Linked DNA regions of Homo sapiens: region 2 is linked to region 1. A link is a loop called in an ENCODE intact Hi-C map of the cell type or tissue named here. Cell type or tissue: B cell. All regions are shown on one strand.

Evidence for each region. A loop is a pair of places that touch in the nucleus more often than their neighbours do. Peaks named below come from ENCODE experiments on the same cell type or tissue, not always from the same donor. Only the 100,000 strongest peaks of a DNase experiment are listed, where the experiment ranks them.
Region 2: it touches region 1 in a loop (4-fold over the local background); 3 of 110 quality-filtered maps call a loop at or near these places.

The regions. Positions count from the first base shown.
Region 1 is chr2:181,490,879-181,498,878 of GRCh38, reverse strand. ITGA4 (integrin subunit alpha 4) reads right to left here. Exons shown (of 28, transcript NM_000885.6): 11 at 5,460-5,554; 12 at 4,067-4,157; 13 at 3,463-3,508; 14 at 2,942-3,096; 15 at 102-256. Among named protein-coding and RNA genes, the nearest start is that of ITGA4, 37 kb to the right of the region's middle. In B cell, no CTCF peak of the experiment used is centred here; no DNase peak of the experiment used is centred here; H3K27ac peaks cover 1,484 bases.
Region 2 is chr2:179,971,787-179,979,786 of GRCh38, reverse strand. CWC22 (CWC22 spliceosome associated protein) reads left to right here. Exons shown (of 20, transcript NM_020943.3): 6 at 1,469-1,597; 7 at 5,985-6,153; 8 at 6,541-6,594. Among named protein-coding and RNA genes, the nearest start is that of CWC22, 32 kb to the left of the region's middle. In B cell, no CTCF peak of the experiment used is centred here; no DNase peak of the experiment used is centred here.

The DNA.
Region 1 (8,000 bases):
CTTTTATCTACATTTTATAAAAAGATACCAATACAATAAGTTGCTCTCTATCAACAACGTTGAAGTTCACATATTCATTAATAAAAAATAGCTTACATTACCCGCATAAATGCTTGATGTGTTCTACAGTTAGCTTCTCTGCTGGACACCTGTATGCTTCCTGTAATCACGTCAGAAGTTCCATTAGAAGAGAAATAGAATCTTGGTGGAGACTCTGCCTTTCTGTTCACATCCAAACTCATGTTATAAAACAAAACTGCAAAAATATAGAGAATTGCAATTAATCTAATTACTGAAATACATCTATTGTTATTTTTGAAGTGATAATAGTTAAAGTTATATGGACTACTGGAAATAATATCTGGAATTCTCTTTATTAAACAGCTTTTTAAAGACTAACCTGAAATATGAAAGAGGGAACAATTAAAAATACAAATTTTAAAAATTGCTTTTATAAAGATTTATGAACTTTCCTCTAGGTTTCTATTAACAACATTAAAATCTTTAGTTATTTGCTTAATCTTTATATAAAAATTTCAAAAATATAAAAATTGTTGCTAATAAAAGTCTTGCATGTTTCATATTCCTTTTTTTCTCAGAACATTGACTAAGGAAGTATAGACACAGCACTTTGCTCAAATGTCACTTGGAATAATTCTATCTTATGTGGTTATATGACTAATTTTATATATGACTTTTTTATATTTTAGATTTGTTTCTGATTTGAAGGCTTTTTTTTATACATGAAGTGAACACATGATTAAGTCAAATCTATATATACGGTTTTCTTAAAAATGTCATCTTTCCAGTCTTATGCCCTGATTATCTGTCCTTCCTCTGTGTGTTATTGGTTTCTAGTTTGACCTTCCAGTGTTAATTTGTGCAATTTTTAAAAAATTCTCTCAATAAATATTCTAGCAGTTTGGCAGGGTTTATTTCAAATCTGAAATAGTAAATATTCATCTGCTCATGAAGATCTCCAAATTTGAAAGAAAAAAAAAAGGAAAAAAGAAAAAATTAACAAAAACGTCCAAGCCAGATCTTACCAAGAAAGTGAGAACCATTTCATGAATCTAAATGAGTTCTTTGCCATGCAAGCTAAATCTAATAGTCTGCTGAGGTGTCACTCACTACATAGAGGCAATAATTCATAAGTGATAGTTTAAAGAATTTATGTAATTCTTGACATGTTCATTTGTATTTTAGGAGTAACACTTCCAGAAGAATTTTACCTACTTTTTTCAAGGAAACATAAGCATAAAATCTATATTACTCTTTACACATTTCAAATAAATCCTTCAATCATCTTTTTAGTTGGAAAATAATGAAGTCCAAGCCAATTGGATTTCAAAATTATAATAACTGAGATTCAATACCTCAGAGAAATAGCACTGCAATTGATATAGCTGTCTACAAGTTCATTGCCCTGAGTTCAGAAAAAAAGTAAATGAAAAAGGTGAAAAAAAATCCACTATTAGTAAGAGTTAAAATGTCCTGGTTTTATTAAACATGCTTGCCATGTGAATTATTTCTCCTGGGAGTCATTTTATGATAATTATAAGGTATGCTTCTCCAATAATGTGATGATTATTTATGTGTTTCGTATGTTTGTCTTCAACTATTTTTAAAAATATCTGGTCACAATGGAATTGTTAGTAGAGGAAACACTAGTTTTATGTAAAAGGAAAGAGCGTCATCTACTCAATGTGTGTCTTTCAGATTATCCTTCAGCTTGTCTGTGTTACTGTGTAATTTACTCTGTGGTCAGGCTCTCAAATTGCCATTTTCCAATCAATAACTAGATGAAGGCTTGTCCACCCTCTTATTACTGTAGCTCTGGCCATGACTTTTCCAGGACACTATTAAAAATGAGTCTGATCTAAAGTAGAGATGCCAGGCTCATTGTGTACCTTTCAGGTACAGGCTCATTGTGTACCTAATGCATACTAAGACCTCTATTACATATCCATGGCATTATTTAATAAGTATGTGGGCCCTTCACGATGTTTAGATAACAGCAGCCTGCAGGGTCATGAATACAATAAACTCTTGACAGGTCCTAATAGGGGATCATAAACGTTGTGAATTATTAATCTCTAAATGATATGCCCAGATATGCTCTTCTCCTACCACAGGCTCATTTCACTAGTAGTTATTCTTATATTAGCCTAAATAAAACATAATTAGGAACATTAATCTGCTAGCAAAAATACTTATAAAGTCATATATACATGATTTGGGATTCCCCACCACAATATTTTGGATGAGCTATATCAATGATACTTTCTCCAGAGCAGATAATTGAGAGTTGCCTATACAGAGGGACATAGGTGACGGTTCTTAGGAGCTTGTAGTCGCAGTAAATTATTAACAAGCATATTATTTATAGAAATCAGAATCAAGTCTAGCTTCTTCAATTTTTTTAATATTTATTTTTATGGTTATTATTTTTTTGAGACAGGGTCTCATTCCATTGCCCGGGCTGGAATGCAGTGGTGTGATGACAGCTTGCTGTAGCCTGGACCTCCTGGGCTGAAGCCTCAGCCTCCTCAAGTGCTGGGATTATAGACATGAGCTACCATGCCTGGCTTTCCTCAATTATTGACACTTGATAAAATGTCAATTTTATCCAATGTCAAGAAGAAAGAGATTTCACAGGTTAAGCTCAGTTGGTTTACCTTAAACTAATATAGCAAGTGATACTATGTCCTTTGCTTCTCATAATCTCTAAACAACTACAGCCTTCTAATGTGCCCAACTCATTGGTTAGAACAACGCAAGAATCTGGAAGATGGAGAGGAAAAGCATGCATCAGGTAGCTTCTCTCCCCCGCTCTAAAGAAGATCTCCGTGGTGAAAACCGGTGAGGGCTCCAAGCAGGATTGTGGGATTAATGAATGAACCGCACCCCATCAAGCATTAATATTGTAGGGCATACCCACCAATGTAACCTGGAACTTCCTTGCCCTTATATGAGAAACAAAGTGTTAGATCTATGCACACAGAAGGCCATCCATTTTCAACACAGTCAAATTTCGTTCTATTTACTGACTCAGGGTGGCTTAAAGAAGCGTCAACAATTACTACAGGTCTTGTCCTGAGAAGGAAATAAAAGTAGCAATGTTAATTGCAGAATTATTTTTCCTTAAGGAGAGAAATGCGTTTGTTTTTTCAGTTTACATTCACCAAGTAATTTCATGAGTCTTATTATGTGTGTACATACTAATTACATTTCTGTGCACAGGGCAAAATAACTTTTTATTTAAATGTCTAAAAATATTGACTTTGATGATTTAATTATATCTCTGTAAGGTGAAAAAAATACCCTAAAAATCAATAATTAAGCTTCAGAATACCAAAAGAGCATCATGAGGTCACTACCACTGCTGATTTTAAACACCACCTCCCATCATTTTACAATTAAACCAAATTGCAATTAAGCAGTGAAATATATCAGTCTTACCTTAGCAAGACAGCAGAATCAGACCGAAAAGCACCAACTGCTACATCTGGAGGATAAAAAACAACACAGATTAATGATCATCATTAGTCAAAGAGAATTATTTTTCAGCCATAAATACTTAACTACGTATCACCTTTGACTACCTAAAACACTATTTATAGAAAATTAGAGAATATATGCTAACATCTTACGATTCTTTCCACTTTTCTCTGAATCTATTCATGTACAACATTCATCCCATTATGATATATCATAAACTTTATGACAAAAACAAGTTTACTAAAACAAAATTCAATTTTTGGACTAGAAACATTCACTCAAATTTTTCTAAATAAAAATTTTCTTTCTTTTCCTCATATATTTGATTTTCATGAGTGCTTTCATGTTTTCAAAAACACAGACTATAACATTGTGTAACTAGCACTGTTAAGCTGAGGAATTACTTGATCATTTTAGGAATGAATTAAGGAGAACTTTAAAAATGAAGAAAAAAAATTATCAGTAAGATGAAGTCTTTCATACCAGTTTTACGTACTTCACTATAAAGCAGTATCTATGATAGAGCTTATTCCAATTTATAAATTATGATAAACTAATTACTCACCTACATAGCCATTATTATCTGCATCAATTTGTCCTGATATAGACTGTCCAAACATACTTAACGATTTGCTGATCTGAAGTCCTTCAATTCTCTGAAAAATAGGAAAGTTGAGTGGGAAGTAGTTTTTGAATACTAATATACCAGAGAAGCAATGATTTAGCTAAATAATGAGCTTTCCCAGGCATGCCTTGGCACATCTACTAACAAAGCTGCATTTTAGTTAAATCAAATACTTCTAAGGGTGACAAAATTTTTCCAGCTTGAAATGAACAGGTGACATTTGTGACTAAAAAAATTTACTTTGCGAGCAAAGGGAAAATTATGCTGTACAGATTTTCTGAAATAGTCTTTACTCCCTCTCAAGTCTTTTAGAGGTGGGGGTCTCACTATGGCACCTGGGCTGGCCTTGAACTCCTGGGTTCAAGCAGTCTTCCCAGCTCAGCCTCCTGAGTAGCTGAGATTACAGGTGTGTACCACCATGTCTGGCCTCCTTAGGTCTCTTCAGGCTCTCTATTTACTTCCTTGCCCAACATGAATAACTAAATAAGAATTTGTAAAACAAGATGTCTATAATCACTTAGTGGAGCCTATGACTGAGGCTTTTGATAAAAGCTGACTTTTTAACAAGAACAACCCTAGCCAGATATGTACTTTCTATTCCACATATCTAATTTCATGTTCACATACAGGTTTATAAATATTAAGCTGATATTCGTGCTAAGAAAATTAGTTTTTTTACTAGACAAATACATTTCTTTTATGTCAATTACAGAGAACCATTTGCTCATTTTTCTAATCAAAAATAACTGTGCCAGCTAATATTTCCATGCAAATATCAAGGGAAAAACTTTTCTTCTCTGCATATGAATGTCATTTTTTTTCTAGGCACTGAAATGCCATGATTTTTCAACATACAAAAGTGAAGTCAGAGTAAGATCCTGAGACATTATTAAAGTGCTATCATCTTACTACTCAACAGTGAAAAAAACCCAGAGAATCATATGTGTGTTTGATCTCCCTGTGCAATCTTCACAAAATATGGGGCTCTAGCCACAAGGCCAAGACACAGTTAATCAAATCCAAATGGGCATATTTTAGAATCATATGGATATTACCTCAGAATGCAATTTAATGAAATACAAAGAGAAATCTTTAATGGGCTATAGACAAGCTAGGGTGGAAATGAACTACAACTCTTATTTATGGAGAAAGGGAGTTTGAAGAGTTATTAATCCCTTAAAATAAGATCATTTGCCACTATAAGTAAACGGTGAAATAAAGTGTTAAGTATTTGAATGAGAAAATTAAGAAAAATAAGTCCACATAAACCCTGGAAGTTTTAAGGATATGCATTATAACCAATGCTTCTTTTGGAAATAGAATAGTACCTTACCTGTGAGAAGGTTGACGAGATCCCATCTGCACGGCCATTGTAAATATAAATAGCACCTTGCAAGTCATCTTCTTGTGGAGCTCCGATAGCAACATCTATCCAATAATTTAAACAATGGAAAAATAAATTCTTGATACAAAGAATGCAACTTCGAAAACTAACCTTATGAACCTTAATTCATATCACATAAGAAAACTCTCTTTTATGAAAAATAACAGTCTTCTCAGACAGAAAAAAATAAAATACTATCATCATCATATACAGGATTGCACACAATAGTTTGCACATGGAAGAAAGCAGAGTGGAAGCATCTGAGAGGCAGTGTAACAAAATGATTAGAGCGCGGGCTCTACAGCCAGACCACTGGGGTCTGATCCGAGCTCTGCCACTGGGCACTGCCACACTAGGTTGGGCCCATTTCTTAATCTGTGTTTCAATTCCCTCACCTATATAATGGGATCATAATAAAAACCACTCTCAGCATAAAAGGATATGACCTATGTAAAGTGCTTAGAGCAGTGCCTCGCATGTAATAACCTCATAATCTATGAATATTTGATCATAAGAATTTTTATTTTGGGAGTCTAGACTTACCTTATTTGCAAAATGACTTTTAATTCCTATTCCAATGAAAATGATTAAGGTATCTGTTAGAGATATCTGCACACACAGACACACAGGATTTCAGAAAAAGGATTTGTTCTGTAAAATAATGATTTTATCACCTTTCTGTATTATTGATAATTATGTCAGACTATGATACCAAGGGAAAAAAGATCTGATCAACTAATATAAGAAAACCTGAGTAAATGACATGGTTGCTTAAATGCTATAAATATATAGCACAAAGGAGAAAAATAATATTCTACAGTTGCAAGAGCATTTCATTATTTTACCAAGTATTGTCTATTTATGCATATATTTACTTATATGCAATGGTTTATTTAATAGAAACCTAAAGTAGTTTGTCTTCATGATATTACTTATTACCATCAAATTGAAAATCATTTTATCAACTATAGTGGTAATTTTGGGCTACTATTTCAATGAGGATAAAAATATCTTTGATATATAACTCCATGCTAAACAATGTAAAATTTTAAAAATGCAAAAGCTTTTCTATTTTCAGTTAAAAAGAAATGGTAGACACCTATATTTACTTTGTTTAGACATACAAAGGCTAGCCTCTTTTGACTTGTACAAAGTTTTTCAAACTTTCATATACAAATATGCCCACTCATTTATTCATTCATCGGACAGCTAGTGAGCACCTACTATATTCCAGGCAATTGCCAGGAGCTGGCAAAACAGGGCAGTATCACAATAGGAAACTCATTGTCTAGTGGGGAGGAATGGCAAGTAAGAATAGACTAATAACACAGCATATGAGGAGGAAGTGGTGGAAATTAGAAAAGGCTTCTCATAGAAAATGATGCCCAAGATGAGATTAAAGTATCCATAGGTCATAGACAGGTGAAGAAAAGGGGAAATGCAATTTAGAGGCAGGGAAATGCCTGTGCAAGGGCAGGGAAGCAATAGGCAGCATGGCACATGTGAAGAATGGCAATTGGTTTGGAATAACTGGAGTCAGATTTGTGCAGAATATATACATACAGGAACAGAGGAGCAGGAATGGTAAGGAAGAGAAAGAGGAGGAGGAGGAGAAGAGGGATGTGAGAAGAAGGAGTGGGGAAAAGTATTTTATAGCCATTGAAGGGAAGACAGCAATTTATTTTAATCAGGGCTGGGTTTATACTTCCACCACTGTGGTTACATCTCTAGAATTTCCTATATATTGATTCTTCATAACACATGAAAAAAATAACAAGCCTTGGTAGTGAAGTGGTTGATGTAATTCTTTTTTTTTTTTTTTTTTTTTTTTTTGAGACGGAGTTTAGCTCTGTCGCCCAGGCTGGAGTGCAGTGGCGCGATCTCGACTCACTGCAAGCTCCGCCTCCCGGGTTCACGCCATTCTCCTGCCTCAGCCTCCCTTGTAGCTGGGACTACAGGCGCGCGCCACCATGCCCGGCTAATTTTTGTATTTTTAGTAGAGACGGGGTTTCACCGTGTTAGCCAGGATGGTCTCGATCTCCTGACCTCGTGATCCGCCCGTCTCGGCCTCCCAAAGTGCTGGGATTACAGGCGTGAGCCACCGCGCCCGGCGATGTAATTCTTACAGTACCTGTTATTAGCAAGAGTGATCTAGATTAAGGCAAATATTTAGGAAAAATACAGATGAGCCTTTTCAGCCAAAATATTAAAAAGGCCCAGATAAATTTTTTTCCATACAGAGGACACTTGGGTATATTCAATCTCTGGCTATCACATATATAGATTCAGACTCTTCCTGGATTACGCTTGGATCTGTTATATAATAAAGTTCTAGCTATCATTATTCAAATGAGAAAGATATGTTTTGAAATATATACAATAAATGTTTTCCAAGCCTATGCAACTTAATTTGGGACACAATATACAGAACATAGGTATTTAATGATTGCTTTTACTTCTTATCTGAACATTTTATTTCATTCTTTTAGT
Region 2 (8,000 bases), 1.5 Mb after region 1:
TGCATCTTGTGTCTAGAGATAGTGGAATACCAAAAGGTTGGAGTTATGAAACAGTGGAATAGTCCACCTTGGGTACAGGCAGTAAGGGGGTACATAATTTATAGAGAATTTAGAAACAAAATAAAATTAACCGCAAAGTGAGTCTGTTTTTTATCCTCACCATGCTAGCAATACTAAACAATATCAGTGATACAATACTCGTTCCCACCAAGAACTGCTCTCACCAACCTTCCTTGTACCACTCCAGAACAGGGATTCTTAACCTACAAGCCCCTCAAGAGGTCCATGAATAGAATTCAAGCAATCAGTCCATGAATGTGTTTGGGGAAAAAATTGAATCTTTATTTTTACTCATCTCTAAAGTTTAGCTTTTGTTTTTTTCTTTTGAGAATGTAGGCAATAGATCAGAGTATTGACAGTCTGTTACAGGTATTTCATGATACGGATTATGGCCATGCTACTTAGAAATTTAAGTAGTTATTAAGCATACTGCCAGTTCTTGTTTAATGTGTTATGAAGCACATAGAATATTATATCAAACTTTTGTTCTTCTCATGTTTCAAAAACTGAATTTTAGTATGATTAGTATCCTTTGTAATCCTATTCATTGTATATATCATCCCAAAAAGTCTACTGATTTCACCAGACTTCCCGAGAGAGACATGTATGGAAGAAAAAAGGTTAAGACTTCCTGCAGCTGAAATCAGATTCCACAGAAAAGCAGTTACAAAACCCATAGAACTGTAGAGCATTGAAAGATCTTAGACATTGTCCAATTCAACCTAAAGAAACTCAATGAGGCCAAGTAATTTCCCCAAAATCTAGGGTAAAAAGCAGTACAGCTATCTAACATTCAACTGGTATAGCTGTAGGACTACTACATCAACATAGAGATTGTCTTTAAAATACACTGAATGGTAGGTAATTCAGCCCCATGATTTCATGTGACTCCCTTTTCCTGTAGTTACCATTTCTTTGTGGCTTAAAACATTTAATTTTGTTGTCTCTGTCATCTTTTTATGAGAAGGGACATACAAATTTTTTTTGTGGCTTATATTTGGGTATTTCATGTTACCATTTAAATTTTTTTAATTGCATTTATTTTAAAGGTTTCCATTAAAGACAAGTTTAAATCAAGCATTATATGTAAAATAAGCATGTATTGAATTTGACTAATAAATTAAATGTACTAGGCATAAGAACAAAATGTTATCCTTATATATCCTTACATAATCTTATTGTATTATTAAAGAAAAATGGTGTATACTTAAGCATATGTATAGAAAATCAAATATGGTTCAGGATATAATCTATTTATCCTGATAGGCATCATATATTTTACTGTACTTGGGGGTCGTTTCATGAAAATAATGTCAAAAATTAAGGAGCACTATGTAGTTTTTATGTTCTTATAGCTTCTTATTATTGTAATTAAGTTTTAATCTTTATTAAAATCACTTCTTTTTAGCTTAGCATACCAGAGGATGAGTTGGGAGGCCCTGAAGAAGTCAATTAATGGCCTTATCAACAAAGTCAACATTTCCAACATAAGTATTATTATTCAAGAGCTTCTTCAAGAAAATATAGTTAGAGGAAGGTAAGTATTGGCTATTTTATTTGTAGTATTTCTAAGTATTTTTTCAAAGGAATATAATATCTACATGAACAATAATCATTGATTTATTGTGCTACTTCATTTCAAAGGTCATTGAGAATATTTATTTAAAATGCAGGACTTATAAAAATATAGACTGCTAAGAAATAACTTGTGCCTTGCTGTTAGAGGTTGTATGGAATTTTTGCTTTTTGAGAAGCTTTGATTTCACATAATGGTTTTTGCAGACATTTACTTAATGCCTCCAGTAATTTAAACTCATGAGGAATAACGAATGTTAAAATATACTACCTCAAACTAATTTAATTTTTTATTTCTTTTTTAAATTGACAAGTAAAAATTGTGTATATTTGTGGTATACATCATGATGTTTTGATATATATGTACTTTGTAGAATGACTAAATCAAGCTGTTTAACATGCATTCACATGCCTGTCATTTTTTGTGGTGAGAACACTTAAAAATCTACTCTGTTTTCAGCTTTCAAGTATATAATATATGGTTATTAACTGTGGTCAAAATATTGTAGAATGGATCTCTGGAACTTATTCCTCCTGTCTAACTGAAATTTTGTGTCCATTGACCAACATCTAAATTCCCCCAACCCCCAGCCTCTGGTAACCATCATTTTATACTCTGATTCTATGAGTTCAGTTTTTTTTAGATTCCGCATATTAGTGAGGTCATGCATTATTTGTCTTTCTGTGCCTGGCTTATTTCACTTAGCATAATGTTCTCCAAGTTCACCTGTGTTTTCCCAAATGACAGGATTTCCTTTATGGTTGAATAGTATTCCATTATACATGTATACATTTTCTTTATCCATTTATTCACAACAGACACTTTAGTTGTTTCCATATTTTCACCATTGTGAATAATGCTGCAATAAATGTGGGAGTGCAGATACCTCTTCAACATACTGATCTCATTTTCTTTGTATATATACCCAATAGTGGGATTGCTGGATCAAATGGTAGTTACAATAAAAAAAAATTTTTTTTATATTGATTTATTTTAGAGATGGGGGTCTTGCTTTATTGTCAGGCCGGAGTACAGTGCATGGTCATAGTTCACTGCCCCCTTGAATTGCTGGGCTCAAGGAATTCTCTCACCTCAGCATCCTAAGTAGCTGGGACCGCAAGCACTCACCACCACACTGGGCTAATTTTTTAATATTTTGTAGAGAATGAGGTCTTGCCATCTTGCCCAGGCTGGTCTCGTACTCTTGAGCTCAAGCAGTCCTCCCGACTTGGCTTCCCAAAGTGTTGGTATGACAGGCGTGAGCCACCGCACCTGGCTGGTAATTCTGTTTTTAATATTTTAAGGAACCTCTATACTATTTTCATAATGGCTGTACTAATTTATATTTCTACCAACAGTGTACAAGCATTCTCTTTTCTCCATGTCCTTGGCAACACTTGCTATTTTTCATCTTTTTTATTACAGCCATTGTAACAGTTGTGAGATGTCTCATTGTGGTTTTAATTTGTATTTCTTTGATAATTGGTGAGGTTTAGCATTTCATATATATATATATGCTATTTGTACATCTTTTGAAAAATGTCTGTTCTTGTTTGCTCATTTTTTAGATTGGGTTATTTGTTTTCTTACTATTGAGTTGAATGCCTAATGTGTTTTGGATATTAACCCCTTATCAGGTGTATGTTTGCAAATGTTTTCTCCCATTCTGTAGGTCATCTCTTCACTCTGTTGATATTTTCCTGTGCTGTGCAGAAGCATTCTAGTTTTATGTAATCCCATTTGTCTCTTTTTGCTTTTGTTGCCTGTGCTTTAGGGGTCATATCCAAAAAATCATTAACCATACCAGTGTCTCAGAGCTTTTCCTTTGTATTTTTCTTTTAGAAACTTATAGTAGTTTCACAGTTTCAGGTCTAATGTTTAAGTCTTTAATCTGTTTTGCGTTGATGTTTGTATATGCTGTGGGACTAAGGTCTATTTTCATTCTTCTGCATCTGGGTATTCTGTTTTCTTGGCACCATTTATTGAAGACACTGTCTTTTCCCTATTGTGTCTTCTTAGCATCTTTGTCGAAAATCAGTTGACTGCCAATGTCTGGATTTATCTCTGGTTTCTTTGTTCTCTGTAGCTCTATGTGTCTGTTTTTATACTATTGTCATTCTGTTTTGATTACTATAACTTTGTAGCAGATTCCAGGTCAGGGAGTGTGATGCCTCCAGCTTTGTTCTTTTTGTTCAAGATTGCTGTGGCTATTTGGAGTTTTTTGTGGTTCCATGTGAGTTTTAGGATTGTTTTTTCTATTTCTGTGAAAAACGTAACTGGAATTTTGATAGGGATTGAGTCCAGTCTGTATGTTGCTTTGGGTACTGTGGACATTTTAACATATTATTTCAGTCCATGGACATGGGATGTCATGCATGTTCTTCCATTTTTTCATCAGCAATTTGTAGTTTTTAGTGTACAGCTCTTTCATCTCCATGGTTAGATTTATTCCTAACTTTTTTTTTCATAGCTATTGTAAATGGGATGTTTTCTTGATTTTTCAGAAAGATAGTTCATTGTAAGCATATGGAAGCACTACTGATTTTTGTATGTTGATTTTGTGTCTGCAGCTTTACTAAATTAGTTTATTAGTTCTAACAATTTTTTGGTTAAGTCTTTAGGGTTTTCTATATTAAGATCCTGTTTACAGCAAACAGGCTTCTCTATTTTTGATTTGGATACCTTTTATTTCTTTCTCTTGCCTAATGGCTCTGGCTAGGACTTCTAGTACTATGTTGAATAGAATTGGAAAGAGTAGGCACCCTTTTCTTATTCCTGATCCTAGAGGAAAAGCTTTCAGCTTGTCACCGTTGAGTATATTAGCTATGGGTTCGTCATATATGGCCTTTATTCCAATTTAATTTCTAGTGAGAGTGAAATGGGAATGTGAGAGAAATGGGAAAGATGAGCAATACATTTTAGAAAAGCAGAAGGGAATCACCGTATTCTATAAGAATATGTGGCTTTAAGCAATTGGTGATATTTAAAAGGGTCAGAAAATAGAATTACTCCATGTTGTATTTATTATTTTAAAATCTGAGGGCTGTTTTCTCATGTCATTTTACATGACTATGATTCATCTTTAAAAAAATATGGAATGTAGTGGCCAGGCACGGTCGCTGTAATCCTAGCCTGTAATCCTAGCACTTTGGGAGCCTGAGGCAAGAGGACCACTTGAGTCCAGGAGTTGCCTGGGCAACATTGTGAAAACCTGTCTCTATGAAAAATACAAAAATTAGCTGGGCGTGGTGGCACACAGTAGTCCCAGCTCCTCCGGAGGCTGAGGTGGGAGGATTGCTTGAGCCCAGGAGGCAGAGCTTCCAGTGAGCCAAGATCGCCCCACTGCACTCCTGCCTGGGTGACAGAGTGAGACCCTGTCTCTCCCCAACCTCTCCAAAAAAGGTGGGGGTATAAAGTAGGAGCAGCAAGTTTTAGAGGTAGAGAAAGTTGATCAAGAGACAGCCATTATCCTCAAAAGTGGGCAGAGATCTCTCCAATTTACTTAGAAAAAAAGTAGACTTAGAAGAGTTATGGATTGCTAAAGATACTATAATTTATAAGCTGCATCCTTTTTCTTATTTTCCACTCTAGTGATTCAGTTGTCATATCTAAAACTACCATTAAGACTTTTTTTCCTGACTTTTGGCAATCCAATAATTACTTGTCATTACATTGCTAAAAGTAACTTTAGTTTGCCCAATTTGCCTTTCCCCTTCCTCATCAAATGCATATAGAAACATGACCATTTTCAAAATGAGTTACAAGTAGGTACCTTTTAATTTCCTGTTACTGTTTTAGCATTAATCTGGCATTGCTTTTAATTCGTTTCTTTATTTCTCACAGGAGTATTCCACATCTTCATTTTATTCTACTAAAATTAGACTTAAAGATTTAAACCCAAATTTGTCTTTAATCACAAAATTAATTTTATAAAAATGACAGATCTGTAGTAGAAACTTTATGTTATCTACCTTTTATACTTTTGAAGCAGGTCTGCTTTTGTTTACTTTTTAAAAAATGTTAAAGAAATTATTTATATGAACCTTTTTAAGGTTCAAATTCATGATTAGATATAACAGACTGGGAAAAGAGGAATTATATGTAGAGAGAAAAATTTTGGTGATAAATTGCAGTAAAATCTTCATTCTATTTTACAAAATCACAAATTCACATTTCGTTTTCTGAAAAACAATTTTTATTTATTAGTAAGACAAACTCTTTCCAGTTAGTTCTGATTTAGATTTTATGATTACTTATAGAGAAATATTACTGAATTTTAATAGTTTTTGTTTCGTTTAATTAATTTGGTGATTATTGTTGACTCCTTTTTAAATTCTTTTTTAAACAGAGGACTGCTGTCCAGGTCTGTTTTGCAAGCACAGAGTGCTTCTCCAATCTTCACCCATGTTTATGCAGCATTAGTGGCAATTATCAACTCAAAATTTCCACAAATTGGAGAATTAATCCTCAAAAGGTTAATTCTTAATTTTCGAAAAGGCTATCGAAGAAATGACAAGGTATATATGAATGGCTTGTAAGTAGAATGATACATAGGAACAAACTAACAAACCAGTATCAACAAAAGTAAGCAAGGTTGATTTTGACACAGCTACATAACATAATGCTTTTTAAAAACTGTCTTTCATGAGAACTTCTTTGATCTGTTAAATATCCCTGGCCACTATTGATGAGCCACAAAAATGATGGCTATAACTGTAGAACTATAACTATTTAACCAGAAGGGATACTCTTTCATGTGTTTTATTTTGTAACTTTCTTATAATGTAAAAATTATACTTGTGTGGTACATGTTTTAAATAGATGATGTTAGTAGGCCATAGATTATGTAAATAAATGAAAATTGGGTTTAGTTTATAGGTTAACTTTCCACCTTTATTTTTCAGCAACTTTGCCTGACTGCTTCAAAATTTGTGGCGCATCTTATTAACCAAAATGTGGTAAGTAATTATCTTCAATACTTGGTCCCATTCAGTGGCATTAGACCAGAGGGTTGATGCCACTTCACTGATACCTCTCTATTTTTGCTTTGCTTTATAGTCCTTGGGATAAAAATGTTGGATGATATTTTCATTTTAAAACTATAATAAATATATTTAATGTTCTTTTTTTTTTTCTTTTTTTGAGATGGAGTCTCACTCTGTCGCCCAGGCTGGAGTGCAGTGGCACAATCTTGGCTCACTGCAAGCTCTGCCTCCTGGGTTCACACCATTCTCCTGCCTCAGCCTCCCGAGTAGCTGGGACTACGGGCACCTGCCACCACGCCCGGCTAGTTTTTTTTGTATTTTTAGTAGAGACGGGGTTTCACCATGTTAGCCAGGATGGTCTCGATCTCCTGAACTCGTGATCCACCAGCCTCGGCCTCCCAAAGTGTTGAGATTACAGGTGTGAGCCACCACGCCTGGCCATATTTAATATTCTTTAATATAACACTTTGATGCTGATCAAAACACTTTAGATATTTATCAAATTAATCTGACTTAATACTGTACATGGTTACTTGACTGCAAACCATTCCTTTGAAGAACCATTCCCTTCATTTTTATAAAACAATAAAGTTGGTATCTCCTCCACTTCATTCCCTGCTGTTCATGAGAATCTAATAAATATCTGATATTCTACAAAAACCTCTATTCCTTGCAACCACACAGGTATAGTCATATATTTTTAGAATCACTTGATAGAATAGAGTTGATCGATTTTAATCTGTTTCAAATGCAGGTAATTTTATCATGCTGTTATTCAGTTTGTGTTTATTTTATATTCATTATTTGATGGTTTTGATTTAGCTTTTATTTAACCATGAAAATGCTAAAATTGTCCTTGCTCATACTCAAAAGTTTCCTTCAGATATATATTATCATTTCCAATTTAATATCATGTATAACAGGAAGAATTTTAAAGTCATGCTTAGTCTTATTTCACTAATATTAAATATTTTGATTCTTATTTACATGAAAATTCTTTCACTCTTACAAATCTTTTAGATTTTGACCTAATTAGTCATCATATTATTACAGTGATAACTTGCTACTTAAGACCATGGAAACTTAATTTCACATCTGTAACCAGAGATATATTTCCGTTTTTAAATGTGTATTACACTTAGACTAGAGATTTTTGGCATTGCCATGAAACACTCGATATGATAAATTTTTTGCATCTTCCAGCTGTGGTACAGGGCAGTATTTTCTTGTCACTGACCTAAGACTGTTTGACACCCCTCCTCCCCTAGTAAAAAGAAGTAGTGGGTGTCTTTGATGTTGTGCACAGCTGGAAGAAGATATCTCCTGAGTTGAGATTTAGACTTCTTTCCTCACCATCTTAAATCACTGTCTGACTTTAG